Linked DNA regions of Homo sapiens: region 1 is linked to region 2. A link is a loop called in an ENCODE intact Hi-C map of the cell type or tissue named here. Cell type or tissue: endothelial cell of umbilical vein. All regions are shown on one strand.

Region 1 (8,000 bases), 110 kb after region 2:
TCTGTGTGCTTCCCACCCTATACAGTGTGACTGTATAGGAAAAAACATAGTTCAATACTATCCATGGTTTCAGGCATCTGCTGGGGGTCTTGGAATTAATCCCCTGTGGGTATGGGGGGGCACTACTGTAAACAACATAGAATCAGAGATTTTTCTGTTTCAAAGTGAAAATAGACCAAACAGATTATTGTACAATCCTTTAATCTACAAGTAAGGAGACTGAGGCCTCAAGAAATTTGATGAATTCCCAGGCAGAAGTGAGCAATAGACTTGAGTCCAACACTTGTCATTGAAGTTGCCACATCCACTAGTCTTCTACTTCCATGATTTCTTTTCTTCCCCTTGGCCTAGTTTTCCATTCCAATGACTTTCCCCACCCTTCTTGTCACTCAGTTTTTCTCTGGGACGAGAGTTTTCCCAGATGGCCCAGAGAGTGAAAACTAAAATAAATTAAAATCATTCTTGTAAAATTTGCTTTGTTTATTTCCATTATTGCTAATAATATGTGCTTCTTTTGTTTTTGTTTTTGTTTTTCTCACTCACTTGATGTGGAAACATTCACCCCAAAATAAATTCTCAATCAAGACTATTCTCTCAGTGTCCAGGAGTAAGCAGTCTTTAGGCACAAAGAGACAAAGAGTCTTCTCATCTCTGTCTACAGATTTCTTTTTGCCAAGGCATTAAAGTTAGTAAATAATGAGCTGGTGGTGCCTTGGGCTGCCTACTGAGCGCCCATTTCCTGGTACACATGCTTTTCCCATATTTATTCTTCAACAGAAGGTTAAACCATCCTTGGGTCGGGGGAGGGCATGCCACTGTGGCAGAGATTACTAACCCCAGTTGGCAGGTACTCATTGGGGTCCCCTGTTCTTTCCATTTATTTAGAAGGCAGAATAGGGAGCAGCAGAGACATATCCTTCAAGGAAATATGCTCAGTGATAGCATGGCAAGTTTTTCCAGCCCAGTTTCCAGAATTAGAAAAACTACTCACACACCATCCAACTGAGACAGTAGTAGATATGAAAAGGCTTCTTCAGTTAAGCAGATATATATTTAAGTCCATAAAGAACATATATACAAAGTGCCAGGCCCTGTACCAGAGACTAGAGCACCAGGGACAAACAGGACAGACAGCTTTTGATCTCTACCTGAGGGCTGCACAAAGTGCTCTGGGTCAGCACTGGGACTTAGCCATCTCCTTCTGTATTAGTCCATTTTCACACTGATGATAAAGACATACCCAAGACTGGGCAATTTACAAAAGAAAAAGGTTTAATTGGAGTTACAGTTCCATGTGGCTGGGGAAGCCTCACAATCATGGCAGAAGGCAAGGAGGAGCAAGTCACATCTTACATGGATGGCAGCAACCAAAAAGAGCTTGTGCAGGAAAACGCCCCCTTATAATAACCATCAGATCTTGTGATACTTACTGTCATGAGAACAGCATGAAAAAGAACTGCTCCCATGATTCAATTACCTCCCATCAGGTCCCTCCCACAATACGTGTGAATTCAAGATGAGATTTGAGTGGGAATACAGCCAAACCATATCTCCTTTTTTTGGAACAAGTCCTTTCCTTCAGTCAATAACTACATCCTGATTACCTACTATGCTCCAGAAACCCTATTAGGCTCTCTGCAGGGTACAAATAGCTACAGTCTTATCCTCAAACAATATTCAGAATAGCTGTGGAGCCAAGATACACAGAGTCACATGAAAAGATAAGTTAATAATGAAAGGAACTGGTACTTTCTGGCACTCTGGAATGTTCTATGTCTTGATCTAGGTGGTGCTTACACAGGTATCTACATATGTAAAAATTCAATCTACATATTTAAGATTTCTGTACATTTTAAGATTAAAAAGTAAGGCAAGGAATTATTTGTTTTACATGTATATATATCCTCATACAATTCCAAAAATGATTTGAACCTTTTTACAAAGATATGCACAATTACCAGATTGTAAAATAAATAAGGGAGAAAACTGGAGGAAAGAAAAATAAAGACAGGAAATAAAAATAAGCCAAAGTTAATGCTATTACTGCACCCAAGCACCGCCCCCCCAACCCCCGCCAAATACATGACATTAAGTGTCACTTGTTACTTGTGGTGGGCTACAATTCTGGCTCTGAGTCTATGAAAAGAGGGAGATGCCGGGCGCGGTGGCTCACACCTGTAATCCCAGCACTTTGGGAGGCCGAGGTGGGTGGATCACAAGGTCAGGAGATCGAGACCATCCTGGCTAACACAGTGAAACCCCGTCTCTACTAAAAAAAATACAAAAAATTAGCCGGGCATGGTGGTGGATGCCTGTAGTCCCAGCTACTCGGGAGGCTGAGGCAGGAGAATGGCGTGAACCTGGGAGGTGGAGCTTGCAGTGAGCCGAGATCGTGCCACTGCCCTCCAGCCTGGGCTACAGAGCGAGACTCTGTCTCAGAAAAAAAAAAGAGGGAGACATGACTCATGATGATCACAAGATAAAAACAAAATAGCAGCTCAGGAGAAGGCCACCTATTCTTGGTTTTGAGGACTGAGAGACATTTTTCCCCACGGGCCTGCATGAAAAAGACACTGTAAAATATATCAAATCATGTCCCCAATAACATCCATACAATATATTTCACAGTGCTTTTTGCTGGGTTGTTTCTCATAAAGTTTTTTTTTTTTTTTTTAATGTGGGATAGTGGTATAATAGCAGACCACAGTTCAACAAAAGCAATTATACAGGGACTAAAAGGACACAGGCCAGAATATGAAGTGTTATTTGAGTAAAATAGATATTCTCTTAGTTTCAAAGCAGGGGAGTAGAGATGCAATGTAGAGAAATTGAGAAAGCCTTCATTGAAAAGGAGATATTCAGCTGGACCTTGAACAAACATCGGAAGATATCAGATAAACTAACAGGAATGAAGAGGTCACTCAAAGAGGGACAGGTGCAACCAAGAGGTGGAAGAAAGAATATGAAAGAAAATAAGTCATCCAGGCTGGTTTATAATGAAAAAATGGGCAAGAAGACTGAGAAGGTAAGTTGAGACCAGACATTGGAGGTACCATAGGTCAGGCTAAGCAGTTAATTCATCATCTTAGAGATAAACGGTAGAGGGGAGCTGAAGTATTTCAGGCTTCTGGACAGAATAGTATTATGATAAAAGCTATTAATATTTAGGAAGATTCCTCTGACTGTCTTTGGCCAAATAAATTAGAAAAGCAAGTTTTGGGGGGGGTGGGGTGCAAAACAAAAAAGAAAAATTAGAAAAGCAAGAAGGACCCAAGTTAGAAAGCTCTTCCCTAAATTCTCTAGACAATGCCTCTGTGATAGAACTTAGAGGTATCCTATATTTACCTGCACACAGGTTAAGACTGGCTGAAGGTAATTGTTTCTAAGGCCACAATGAAGCCACACCCATAACCACCAGTTAGTTGCCTCTCCTGAGCCATGGTTTAAATTTAGGCTGTGGTTTGAAACAACAACAAAAAACAGCTAAAGAAACCAAGGAGGAAGTTTTGGATCTTTCTCAAAGCAACATGGAAAAGAAGGGAGAGATGGAAAACAAAATATTTTGGAAGGGAGTGGAAAAGATGACCTACTCATGGCACTAAAGGCATACAGGGCAAAGGAATGTGTATGTCTAGAACCAAAGAGCAGGGCTGCTTCTCTGGCGTCTCCAGGGGAAAGGAAAGATGTTATGCAAACCTGTATGAAAGGGGAATCACTTCCTCACATGGCTCAGGCTGTTGTTTACCAGAGTAACATTCGGGCTCCAACTGTCCTTTCTTATAGAGAAAGGCTGTCTCCTGCTGTTTGTGGATCCAAGGCCTGCTGAAAGCTGTTTAGAAGTGCATACCACTCCATGTGCAGCTCCTTCATTCCTTTGCTGTGTTTGCATGCCTCACCGAGCATATTCACTGTCCTATGCCTTGCACAAAACCCTCACGTTCCTTTTTGGAATGCCTCTGTGTCTCTGTGTGTACTTGAATCTCCAGGCCAATGAACATGAGCTTCCTCCTTCTCAGCACCTGAGGAAAGTTTAAACAAATGTAAAGGCATAAAAACCTTTCTTCTGTCCTGATCTAGTTGACTAATAATGTATATATTGTTTTCTGTTTTTGAAAAAACAAGAAAAAAAAAATCTCTCCCTGCCTTTGGAAAAAAGCATGACAAGAGGCTCCACCTGCTGGCCTAGGGGCTTCCAGAAGTTTCAGACCTATTATCTCAGATTGGAAATAACATCCATTCCTACTCTTCCCATTGGTAGTTTTGAAATATAGTGCCATGTCATAGTGTCCATGGACATCACTTGGTTTATGCAGTTCTCCAGCTATTCAAACAGTCTGTAAGCCAAATACTTCTGGTGCCATGAAAAGAGCATTAGACTAAGAGTCAAAAACTCTACAACTCCACCACTTACTATGACAATGACATTGGGAAAATGCTTTTCTCTAATTTTTCAGGTTTTTTTCAACTGTACAACGGGAATTACAAGCCTTTTCCTCTCCATCTTACAGGTTGGTGTTGAGAATCAAATTGAGAACATTAAGGACATGAACAACTTTGTAACTGAAACACCCTGTAGGAACAAACAAGAGCCATGGCTTTTAGCCTAGTGGAGCTTTGCTGTGAAGAACTTTAGGAAATCTCTTCTTGAAAGAAACTTTTCATGTTAGGGTAATTTCTACAAGGTCTTGGATCTTTGCTGACAGAAGGAAATTCTTCAAGTTGCATCCTTAATGTGATTTGCTCTCAATTCATCCTTAGATTGTGATGTTCCTCTACCTCTCCCAGTGTGGGAGTTGGTGGGGATGAAGAAGCCAGGAACTTTGGTAATAAATCAACCCAGAGGGCAGTTCTCCCTCTAAACTTCACATCTCACGTAAGGTAAATGATGAAAAAAAGCCCTTTCGCTTACTTTTGTAATTGGCCCTTTTCCATCCTACTAGCCACATAAATAAGTGGACTGGAAGGGCACCTAGAGATAACATAAAGCAATTCTCACACATGAAGGGCATGGTCTGAGCCTAAGGGACTCATGCAAAGTTAGCCAGCTAGCCAACTGGGCTTACACAGTTTTCAAGCTCACAGATGTCTAGGTCTAAACTTAGCAGAACTTATGAGACTCTGAGTAGCTCTGAGATCGTTACTCACCTTCCTATGACTTTGTTTACTCATTTAAAAATAGATATGGAAAATGATCCTACCTCAAAGGGCCCTAGGGTAGTGTGGGCACAAAAAGTACCTTGCCAAGTTATGACTCTTTATAAATGCGTTTAATTATTATCATTTAATTAGAATTTAGAAGTCTGTATTAAAGCCTAAGTTTTAGGATAGTTTTACATAAATGCAATTAGCTTATTTATATGCATTATGTAAAAAATATATTCATATATATTATAAATACCATATATTATAGAACATATGATATAGATAACATAATATATAACCCATATATATCATATTATAAATATATGTTATATAATATATAATGCATATAATTGTATGCACGTGTATTATAAAATTTTATAGACACTGAAGATATGATTACTATTATGAATATTCTGCTAAAAATTTGAAATAGGAAGCATCTAAATTATTTAAACATTTTAATTAATAAATTTCATTTTGTAGAGCAGTTTTAGGTTCACAGCAAAATTGAGCACAAAGTACAGGGTTTGCATTTACCCTGTCTCCACACTCACACAACTTCCCCTACTGTTACTCTCCTCATAGCACCATCATAATACATTTGTTATGATTGATGAGCCTACATTGACTCATCATCACCCAAAGTCCATGGTTTATATTAGAATTCACTGTTGGTATTGCTCATTCTGTGGGTTTTTGACAACTGTAGAATGACATGTATCTACCATTTTAGTAGCATATCGGATAGTTTCATTGTCCTAAAAATCTGCTGTGCTCTGCCTATTTATCTCTTCCTTCCTCCTAACCTGTGACAACTGCTGATCTTGTTACTGTTTCCAAAGTTTTGCTCTTTCCAAAATTTCATATAGTTGGAATCATACAGTATATGGTCTTTCCAGATTAGTTTCTTTCACTTAGTAATAATCATTTAAGTTTTCTCCATGTCTTTTCAAGGCTTGAAAACTCAATCTTTTTGGTGCATAATATGTCATTGTCTAGATGTACCATCATTTATTGATCTACTCACATACTAAAGGACATCTTGGTTGCTTCCAGCTTTTGACAATTATGAATAAATCTGTTATAATCATCTTGTGCAGGTTTTTGTATGGACAAATCTTTAATTGATTTGGATAAATATCAAGGAGCAAAATTGCTGCATCATGTGGTAAAAGCATGTTTAGTTCTGTAAAATACTGCCAAACTCTCTTTCTAGGTAGCTGTACCATTTTGCATTCCCACCATCAATGAATGCACATTCCTGTTGCTCCACATCTTCACCAGCATTTGATGTTGTCAGTGTTTTGAATTTTGGCCATTCTATTGGGTGTGTATCTCATTGATGTTTTAATCTGCAATTCTCTAATAATAAATGATATTAAGCATCTTTTCACATGCTTACTTACCATCTGTATATCTTCTTCCGTGAGGTGGCTTTTCAGGTCTTTTGCCCATTTTTATTTGGGTTGCTTACTTTCTTATTGTTGAGTTTTAAGAGTTCTTTGTGTATTTTGGATAATAGTCCTTTATCAGAAATGTCTTTTGCAAATATTTCCTTCCAGTCTGTGGCTTGTCTTCTCATGCTCCTGACATTGAGTTTCACAGATCAGAAATTTCCATTTTAATGAAGTCCATATTATCAATTCTTTCTTTTTTTAATTTAATTTTTAAGTTCAGGGGTACATGTATAAGTTTGTGCAGGTACATGTGCAAGTTTGTTTGACTTGTGTCATGGGTTTTTTTTTTGTACAGATTATTTTGTCATGGAGGTATTAAGCCTAGTACCCATTAGTTATTTTTCCTGAACTTTTCCCTTCTCCCGTCCTCCTCCCTCCAATAGGCCCCAGTATGTGTTGTTCCCCTCTAAGTGTCCACGTGTTCTCATCATTTAGCCCCCACTTATATGTAAGAACACCATGGTATTTGGTTTTCTGTTGCTGCATCAGTTTCATAAGGATAATAGCCTCCAACTTCATCAGTGTTTCTGTAAAAAACATAATGTTCTTTTTATGGCTGCATAGTATTCCATGGTGTATATGTACCATATGTTCTTTATCCAGTCTGCCATTGATAGGCATTTAGGTTGATTCCATGTCTTTGGTATTGTGAATAGTGCTGCAATGAACATACACATTCATGGGTCTTTATAATATAATAATTTGTTTTGGGGTGGGTATGTGACCAGTAATAGGATTACCAAGTCAAATGGTATTTCTGAGGAATTGCCACAGTGCTTTCCACAATAGTTGCAGTAATTTACACTTTCACCAACAGTGTATAAGTGTTCCTTTTTCTCTACAACTTCACCAGCATCTGTTATTTTTTACTTTTTAATAATAGTCATTTTGACTGGTGTGAGATGGTTATCTCATTGTGGTTTCAATTTGCATTTCTCTAATGATCAGTGATGTTGAGCTATGTTCCATATGATCACTGGTCACATGTATATATTCTTTTGAAAAGTGTCTATGTCCTTTGCCTGCTTTTTAATAAAGTTGTTTTTTTCTTGTAAATTTATTTAAGTTCCTTATATATTACTGGATATGAGACCTTGTCAGATGCATAGTTTGCAAAAGTTTTCTCCTATTCTGTAGGTTGTCTATTCACTCTGTTGATAGTTTTATTTGCTGTGCAGAAGCTCTTTCATTAAATTAGATCCCATTTGTCATTTTTTTCTTTTGTTGCAATTGCTTTTGGTATCTTTGTCATGAAGCGTTTGCCCATTACTATGTCTAGAATGGTATTGTCCAGGTTGTCTTCCAGGGTTTTTATAGTTTTGGGTTTTACATTTAAGCCTTTAATCCATTTTGAGTTGATTTTTGTATATGGTATAAGGAAGGGGTCCAGCTTCAAACTTC
Region 2 (8,000 bases):
TTTGTGTGTTTGTTTGTTTTTACTAGAGACAGGGTTTCACCATGTTGGCCAGGCTGGTCTTGAACTCCTGATCTCAGCCTCGACCTCCCAAAGTGCTAGGTCGTGAGCCACTGTGCCCAACCCAACCCTGTCTTTTCTCTGAGTTCATTCTCCTCTTTTCTAGTTATCCACTGTAAGGTACACAAGACTGAACTGAAAGTTACTCCTTTCTATTTGAACACAAGCATGATGCAAGTTATAAGTTGCTCATGGTACCTAACTAGAAGTCTGACACTATTTCCAAGGCTTGTTCATCCATGAATTGCTATTCTCTATGAGACCTGTGTGTTAATAAATCAATATTTAATTAATAGCTATCACATGCTGCTTATATGTTTTTCAAACATAGGTAAATTGTGTCAGAAATGTCATTTTAATACTTCATCTGGCTGGGCGCGGTGGGTCACGTCTGTAATCCCAGTACTTTGGGAGGCCAAGGCGGGTGGATTGCTAGAGCTCAGGAGTTTGAGACCAGACTGGGCAGCATGGCAAGACCTTGTCTCTACCAAAAATGCAAAAAACTTAGCTAGTTATGGTGGCATGCACCTGTAGTCCCAGCTACTTGGGGGGCTGAGGCAGGAGAATGACTTGAGCCTGGGAGGTCAAGGCTGTAGTGAGCCAAGATCGTGCCACTGCACTCCAGCCTGGGTGACAGAGAGACCCTGTCTCAAGAAAAAAACAAAACAAAACAAAAACAACTTAATGTCTAAGATGCTTTTGAAATTAAGGATCCAGCTAAACATTCAGGGGTTTCCCCCTTCTGCTGGATGGAGCCATGTTACATTGAAGAAACCCAGGAAGCTAGAGCTGGAGCTAGAGCTGGGGGTAACTGTTACAAGCATTTCACAAGTAATGCGAAGTCTTCCAAGTAATGTGGAAGACTTTTGGTAATACTGCTGACTTTCACAGTTGTTTGCTTATTTCACAAAGCCAAAGAGCTATATTACCCTGTATTCCTCACTGTAGCTCTGATGTGTTTCCAATACTAGAAGAAGGAGTATAATAGGCGATGGGCCATAGCATAGCATATCAGAACTTCCACACCTAAAATGTCCTTCAAATGATTTTTCAAAGTCCTTTAGCCTCTCTGAAACTTGGGTTTCTCATCTGCAAAATGGGAATGAAATTATATTGACTCTTGCCAATTCACAGGCTTGTTGTAAGGAACAAATTAATCTTTATTAACTTTAGATCACTATACAAATGTTCATTATTATAACTATTATTTGTGTTACTGCTTTGTAAACCACACAAGGCTATATGATTGCCAGTTATAATAATTATTATTTACATTAGAATTGTGTTGGCAATGCCTTACCAAATCTGGCCTTCTTCCTCTTTTCCCTAATTCAGAGTGGCTCCATCCAAACAGTTGAATGAGCTTTGACACCACCCTCTCCCTCATTTCTCATATTTTATCTATCTTAACTTCTATTGATTTTGAACTTCTTCAAGCTGAAGGAATTTAGGGCAACACATTGTATTCAGATCTGATGTGTAGTGGTTCCTAGCTCAACATTGAATAATTGAATACATTTATAAATATTTTATAGGTATTCGTATCCCACTTTAATTCAAAAGAAGGATTTAAGGAAGGTTATATGACACATAAATACAACAAATTAGCATATGAAAGAGGTAGCTGGGAAATACAAAGATAAACTAATGGTAGGTACCTGAAACAGAATCAGGAATAAGATTAATACAAAGTCCTAACATTGAGTCCTTTTTTTAAAATTTATTTTTTATTTCAATAGGTTTTGGGGTAACAGGTGGTGTTTGACTAATTTCTTTAGTGGTGATTTCTGAGATTTTGATGCACCCATCACCCATGCAGTGTACACTATACCCAATGTGTAATCTTTTATCCCTCACCACCCCCCCATGCTTTCCACCGAGTCCCCAAAGTCCATTATATCATTCTTATGCCTTTGTGTCCTCATAGCTTAGCTCCCACTTATGAGTGAGAACATACAATGTTTGGTTTTCCATTCGTGTTACTTCATTTAGAATAATAGTCTCCAATTCAACCCAGGTCGCTATAAATGCCATTATTTAGTTCCTTTTTATGTCTGAGTAGTATTCCATTGTGTGTGTGTGTATGTGTGTGTGTGTATATATATAATTTTCTTCATTCGTTGAGTGATGGGCATTTGGGCTGGTTCCATATTTTTGCAATTGCAAATTGTACTGTTATAAACATGGGTGCAAGTATTTTTTTTGTAAAATGACTTCTTTTTTCCTCTGGGTAGATACCTAGTAGTGGGATTGCTGGATCAAATGGTAGATCTATTTTTAGTTTTTTAAGGAATATTCACATCTACTTTTAGTTCTTTAAAGAATATTCACATTGTCTTCTACAGTGGTTGTACTAGTTTACATTCCCACCAACAGTGTAAAAGTGTTCCCTTTTCACCACATCCATGGGAACATCTGTATTTTTATTTATTTATTTATTTTTTGATTATGGCTATTCTTGCAGGAGTAAGGTGGTATCTCATTTTGGTTTTGATTTGCATTTCCCTGATAATTAATGATGTTGAACATTTTTCCATATGCTTATGGCTATTTGTATATCTGCTTTTGAGAATTGTCTATTCATGTCCTTAGCCCACTTCTTCATGGGATTGTGTGTTTTCTTCTTGCCGATTTGTTTGAGTTATTTATAGATTCTGGATATTAGTCCTTTGTCAAATGTATAGATTGTGAAGATTTTCTCCCACTCTGTGGGTTGTCTGTTAACTCTGCTGATTATTTCTTTTGCTAGGCAGAAGCCTTTAAGTTTAATTAAGTCTCATCTATTTATCTTTGTTTTTGTTACATTTGCTTTTGGGTTCTTGGTCATGAAGTCTTTGCCCAAGCCAGTGCCTAGAAGAGTTTTTCCATTGTTATCTTCTAGAATTTTTATCGTTTCAGGTCTTAGATTTAAGTCTTTGATCCATCTTGAATTGATCTCTGTATAAGGTGAGATATGAGGATCCAGTTTCATGCTCCTACATGTGGCTTGCCAATGATCCCAGCACCATTTGTTGAATAGGTTGTCTTTTCCCCACTTTATGTTTTTGTTTGTTTTGTCAAAGACCAGTTGGCTGTAAGTATTTGGCTTTATTTCTGGGTACTCAATTCTGTTCCATTGGTCTATGTGCATATTTTTATACTAGTACCATGCTGTTTTGTTGATCTTATAGTATAGTTTAAAGTCAGGTAATGTGATGCCCCAGATTTGTTCTTTTTGCTTAGTCTTACTTTGGCTATGCAGGCTCTTTTTTGGTTCCATATAAATTTTAGCATTGTTTTTCTAGTTCTTTGAAGAATGATGGTGGTATTTTGATAGGAATTGCATTGAAATTGTAGATTGCTTTTGGCAGTACGGTCATTTTCAAAATATTGATTCTACCCATCCATGAGCATGGGATGTGTTTCCATTTGTTTGTGTCATCTATGATTTCTTTCAGCAGTGTTTTGTAGTTTTCCTTGTAGAGGTCTTTCACCTCCTTGGTTAGGTATATTCCTAAGTTTTTGTTTCTGTTTTTGCAGCTATTGTAAAAGGGACTGGGTTCTTGGTTTGATTTTCAGCTTGGTTGCTGTTGGTGTATAGCAGAGATACTGATTTGTGTCCATTAATTTTGTGTCCTGAAACTTTGCTGAACTCATTTACTAGTTCTAGGAGCTTTTTGGATGAGTTTTTAGGGTTCTCTAGGTATATGATCATATCAACAGCCAACAGTGACAGTCTGACTTCCTCTTTTCTGACTTGGATGCCCTTGATTTCTTTCTCTTATCTGATTGCTCTGGCTAGGATTTCCAGTAATATGTTGAATAGAAGTGGTGAAAGTGGGCATCCTTGTCTTGTTCCAGTTCTCAGGGGGAATGCTTTCAACTTTTCCCCATTCAATATAATGTTGGCTGTGGGTTTGTCATAAACGGCTTTTATTACCTTAAGTTATGTCCTTTGACATTGAATCCTTACTATGAATGGGTCCGATTGTAACTAGACATTTCAGTAGACTCAAAATTTAGTGGTCATGAGATGGAAGCAAAAAACATTGTCTAAGACAAACACATGTATTCTGAATATAATTACAAGCGAGAAATTTCTGGACAAATCTCCTAAAAAGGACTCAATGAAATGTAATAAATAATATTCCTAATGATATAATTGTAGAAGGTATGTGTAACAGTTTCACAGAGCTGTTTCATTAAATGTTTTTTGTACTTGGTATTAGAGGTATTAAAACATGTAAGATAGACCTTGCTATCAAGGAATCACAAAGAAAGAGAAATCTACATTAGAAAAATCAGTGCCATTCACTAAGATAAGTTGAACAAGAGAAGGAGGTTGCATAGTGCAGTGGGGCACAGAGGAGAAAGTGATCATTCCCACTGAGTGGGCCAAGGATGCCTTCTTGGAAGACAGAGCACCAGATCTCCTGCATTTCTTCGACAATTTTTATCAATTGTCAACTATGTGGTAGGCAAGATGTTAGGTGCTAAAACTATGATGATGAAGAGAACAATGTCTTTGTATTTATAAGTAGACAAGGCCTTTAAGAGCATTTCAGTAAGAAAGACTCTCCCTTGTTTGTGAGTCATTCCCCGCCCCCCAACTGTGAACCTTTAATAACAACAGATCTCTTGCTTGCCACTGCCTTCTGAAAAGGAACATGGAACAATATCAGGAACTGCATGAGATGCTCTAGCCACTGTGCAAAGCTGCCAGAGGCCTTGGGAAAGGAAGTAGATAAGAAATAGGCTTCTAGGAATGCATGGGATGCCTCTACTTTGGACATAGGGAGGAGTGACTGAACCAGGACAAAACAAAGACCTGAATGTTTGGCATCTAGGAAGGCCAGCAGATATTACTGACCTCCAATTGAAATAACATGCTGGGAAATAGACATGAAAGTCATCTTTTTACAGCAAAGAAAAAAGAATATGCAACTCCTTTCCCTTATTTCTGAATAATTGAGATGAGCCAAGTTAATCCTACTGTCAGGGTGGGTATCTTGATTTTTCCAGTGACCAAGCTTCTGAGATACTTCCCACTGGTAGTGAACTGTTAGACCAAAAAAAAGTCAATATTAGTACAAATAACTCTTTGTTATTGCCTGTATAAATAATGCTCTAATATATTTCATTTAATATTTCCATGTGTGATTTTTTTTGCTGTATATAAAAGCAATACTCCTCAATTAGTCAGCATGCCTTGGAGGATAACAGCATATGCTATTTGCAAGGAAGTACTTGGCACTAAGAGGCAGCACAGAAATATTCAGTAGAGATTCCATTAGTCTGATGCTCAAAAAAGGGAGACAAGGTGCACTCATAAAACAATAAAACAACATATTATAATAAGTTACAGTTATATGATAAGTGTTATATGCACAGTATAGAAAATAGCTTATTGACAAAATGAGAGGAAGAAATCACTGGAGCAAGAAGAATCAAGAAAGATTTTATAAAAATTGGGACCTGAAGAGTGGGAAGAATTTAGATGGGAAGGACATCAGGCAGAAGCATTTCAGATCAGAAGAGAAAAGCTTATAAAGGTGTAGAAAAATAACTTTAAAAAATAGCATATGCAAATCTGGGAAGCAGAAGATGAACTATTAACACAATTGCCAAAAGAGATCTGTCTCTGTCTGTCTGTCTCTCTCTCTTTCTCTCCCCACCACCTCCTTCCCTGACACACACACACACACACACACACACACACACACACACGCCCGCACGCACGCATGCACGCATTCTTGGGAAGTTTGAAACCTTTGAGAAAGTAAATAGATGTAGATTCATAATGAAATATCCATCCTTATTAACAAACATCTGTCAATATACATTCCTTCAAAGGCATAAACATTACCAAATGAAAACTCATACAAACAATCCTCCAGGAAAAAAATAGCTTAATGCCAAATACGTCAATGCTGGTAGGTTAATTCTAGATAGATATGGTGTAAAACAGTAATTATCAGGGAGTTGAACCTGAATAAACCACATTCTTTGTTAAATTCAAACCCGATTAGTAGTACTAAATATCAGACTAAATCAAAATTTTTGTTACAAATAAAACCTAGCGTTTGTTTTCACATGTTTGCTTTAAATATATGCTGGAATATATTCTCTGAAACAAACTGGCATATCTTCTATTTTGGTCTCAAACAGAAAATTCTACCATAGTTTTTAAAATGTTAAATGATACACACACACACACACACACACACACACACACACACGATCTTCAGAGAAGTTAAGTTGCACAAGATCACACGTCAAAACAACTCTTTATGGCTACAGCACCCTGTGCTTTAAGTTATAAGAGTGAAAATCTCTTATAAAAGTAAAAATCTAAAGTTGTGTGCCAGAACCCCAGGGGAGCCTTTTGCATGCAAATGCCAGAACTAGCCCCAGATCCATTGAATCAGAATCGCCAGAATGGGGCCCAGATGTGCAGATTATTTTTAAAAAGTACTCTTTTAAGATATTGATGCATATCCCTATTTAAGATGCTGCCTACCAAAACTACAAAACAAATGAATGCATGAATGAATGAATACATCAATCAATAAAGGAATAGGGGCCCAAGTTTGTCACTGAAGTTTAGCAAGACAAGATGGAGAAATATTAATCTTTGTACCTTTCTTCCTCTGCCTCACTTCCCAACGGTCTTTTAATTAATCAGAACTCTACATTGCCCGAAGGAAAACTTGGATTGTAATAGCAGGGAAAAAGACACAATTTATGTTTATTTTTAGTGTTTCAATTAGGCTCTAGAGAATCACAAAGGCCTGGAGAGCAACAGCGTTGACTGGAAGAGAATGGGAAAAAGGAGGAGGGATTGCTACCCTTCCTAGGGTGTTCATGTAGGACACAGGCAATGGGTGAGGAAGTGGGGAATAAGACAGACATCCAACTAGCTCCTGCTAATATGGCACAGAATGAAACACGTTGAGAAAAATGACAGTAACATGCTGTCAAAATATGGAGGCAAAGGAGATTAACTCTGCCTGGTGACACCTTAAAGAATCTCCGAGGAAGTTAGCACTGGAGTTGGCAGTCAGTGCATGTGATTTCCCATAGATAGAGAATGCGGGAAAAAGCATTCTGGACACACCTTATTTAGGCAGTATCATATTAGATGTAGGCAGTTTTTATTAAGCTGAACAAAGCAGGTTCAAGAAGAAAAAATTGTTGTATTGCTAGAACTTTTTAGTTCAATTCTCTACCACTTTGAAAGATATAAGAAATACATAATGAAATTACTATGATTATTATTGATCGCATTCATAATTATTTTAGCTAATTCATAATTTGTTGAAGACTAGCAGATCACTTTCACTCACCAGGAGGTCCCTAGCCAAGGTGCTTTTGGTGGCTTCTCATTCTCAATCTCCTCTTCCCTTGCCCACCAACCCTGATCTGACACTTGCAGGCTGCTGGATTGTCAAACCTGTTACGTGCTTCCAGTGACTCAAGTCACTAGCCTGAAAATACAGTCCTCTGTTGAAATGCTCCATGCATCTGAACTATGGAAGTATAGAGCGAGTGCTCCAATCTTTGTAGCCAACTCTATCCGCAACTCATCAGTAGCTAGTGGGGAAAGTTTCAGGTCACGTAGAACAACTGAGGAATAGATTATAAAAGCTAAAATGTACCTTAGAGACAATCTACTCCTCTGTTTTTATAAACTATTGATTTTGAGGTTCAAAGAGGTTAGATAATTTGTTCATATCTGGAAGCTTCTAAGGTTCAGAAGTGAAACTTGGACCTAAATCTAGGTGCAGTATTTGTACTCCAATACCTGCGAAGGAAGGGAGTGGAGTGTTCAGCAGCAACACTCAGGACTGACTTTGCAGGGTGCTACTTCTCCTACCTACTTCACTTTAGGGCCAACTCTCATGTGAACTTGGTGCTTTTTCTTACTAATTTACTTTTCCAAATGAAGCAAAGATTAAAATCCT

The links. A loop is a pair of places that touch in the nucleus more often than their neighbours do. Peaks named below come from ENCODE experiments on the same cell type or tissue, not always from the same donor. Only the 100,000 strongest peaks of a DNase experiment are listed, where the experiment ranks them.
Region 1: a loop joins it to region 2, with 7 times the contacts of the local background. A loop is called at or near these places in 4 of 110 quality-filtered maps.

What each region holds. Positions count from the first base shown.
Region 1 is chr9:13,685,018-13,693,017 of GRCh38, forward strand. No RefSeq gene overlaps it. Among named protein-coding and RNA genes, the nearest start is that of LINC00583, 240 kb to the right of the region's middle. RefSeq lists an enhancer at 3,509-4,049. In endothelial cell of umbilical vein, a CTCF peak has its summit at 4,177 (motif pointing left); a DNase peak (open chromatin) is centred at 4,174.
Region 2 is chr9:13,571,040-13,579,039 of GRCh38, forward strand. No RefSeq gene overlaps it. Among named protein-coding and RNA genes, the nearest start is that of LINC01235, 140 kb to the left of the region's middle. RefSeq lists a silencer at 4,551-4,845. In endothelial cell of umbilical vein, no CTCF peak of the experiment used is centred here; a DNase peak (open chromatin) is centred at 4,722; H3K27ac peaks cover 1,245 bases.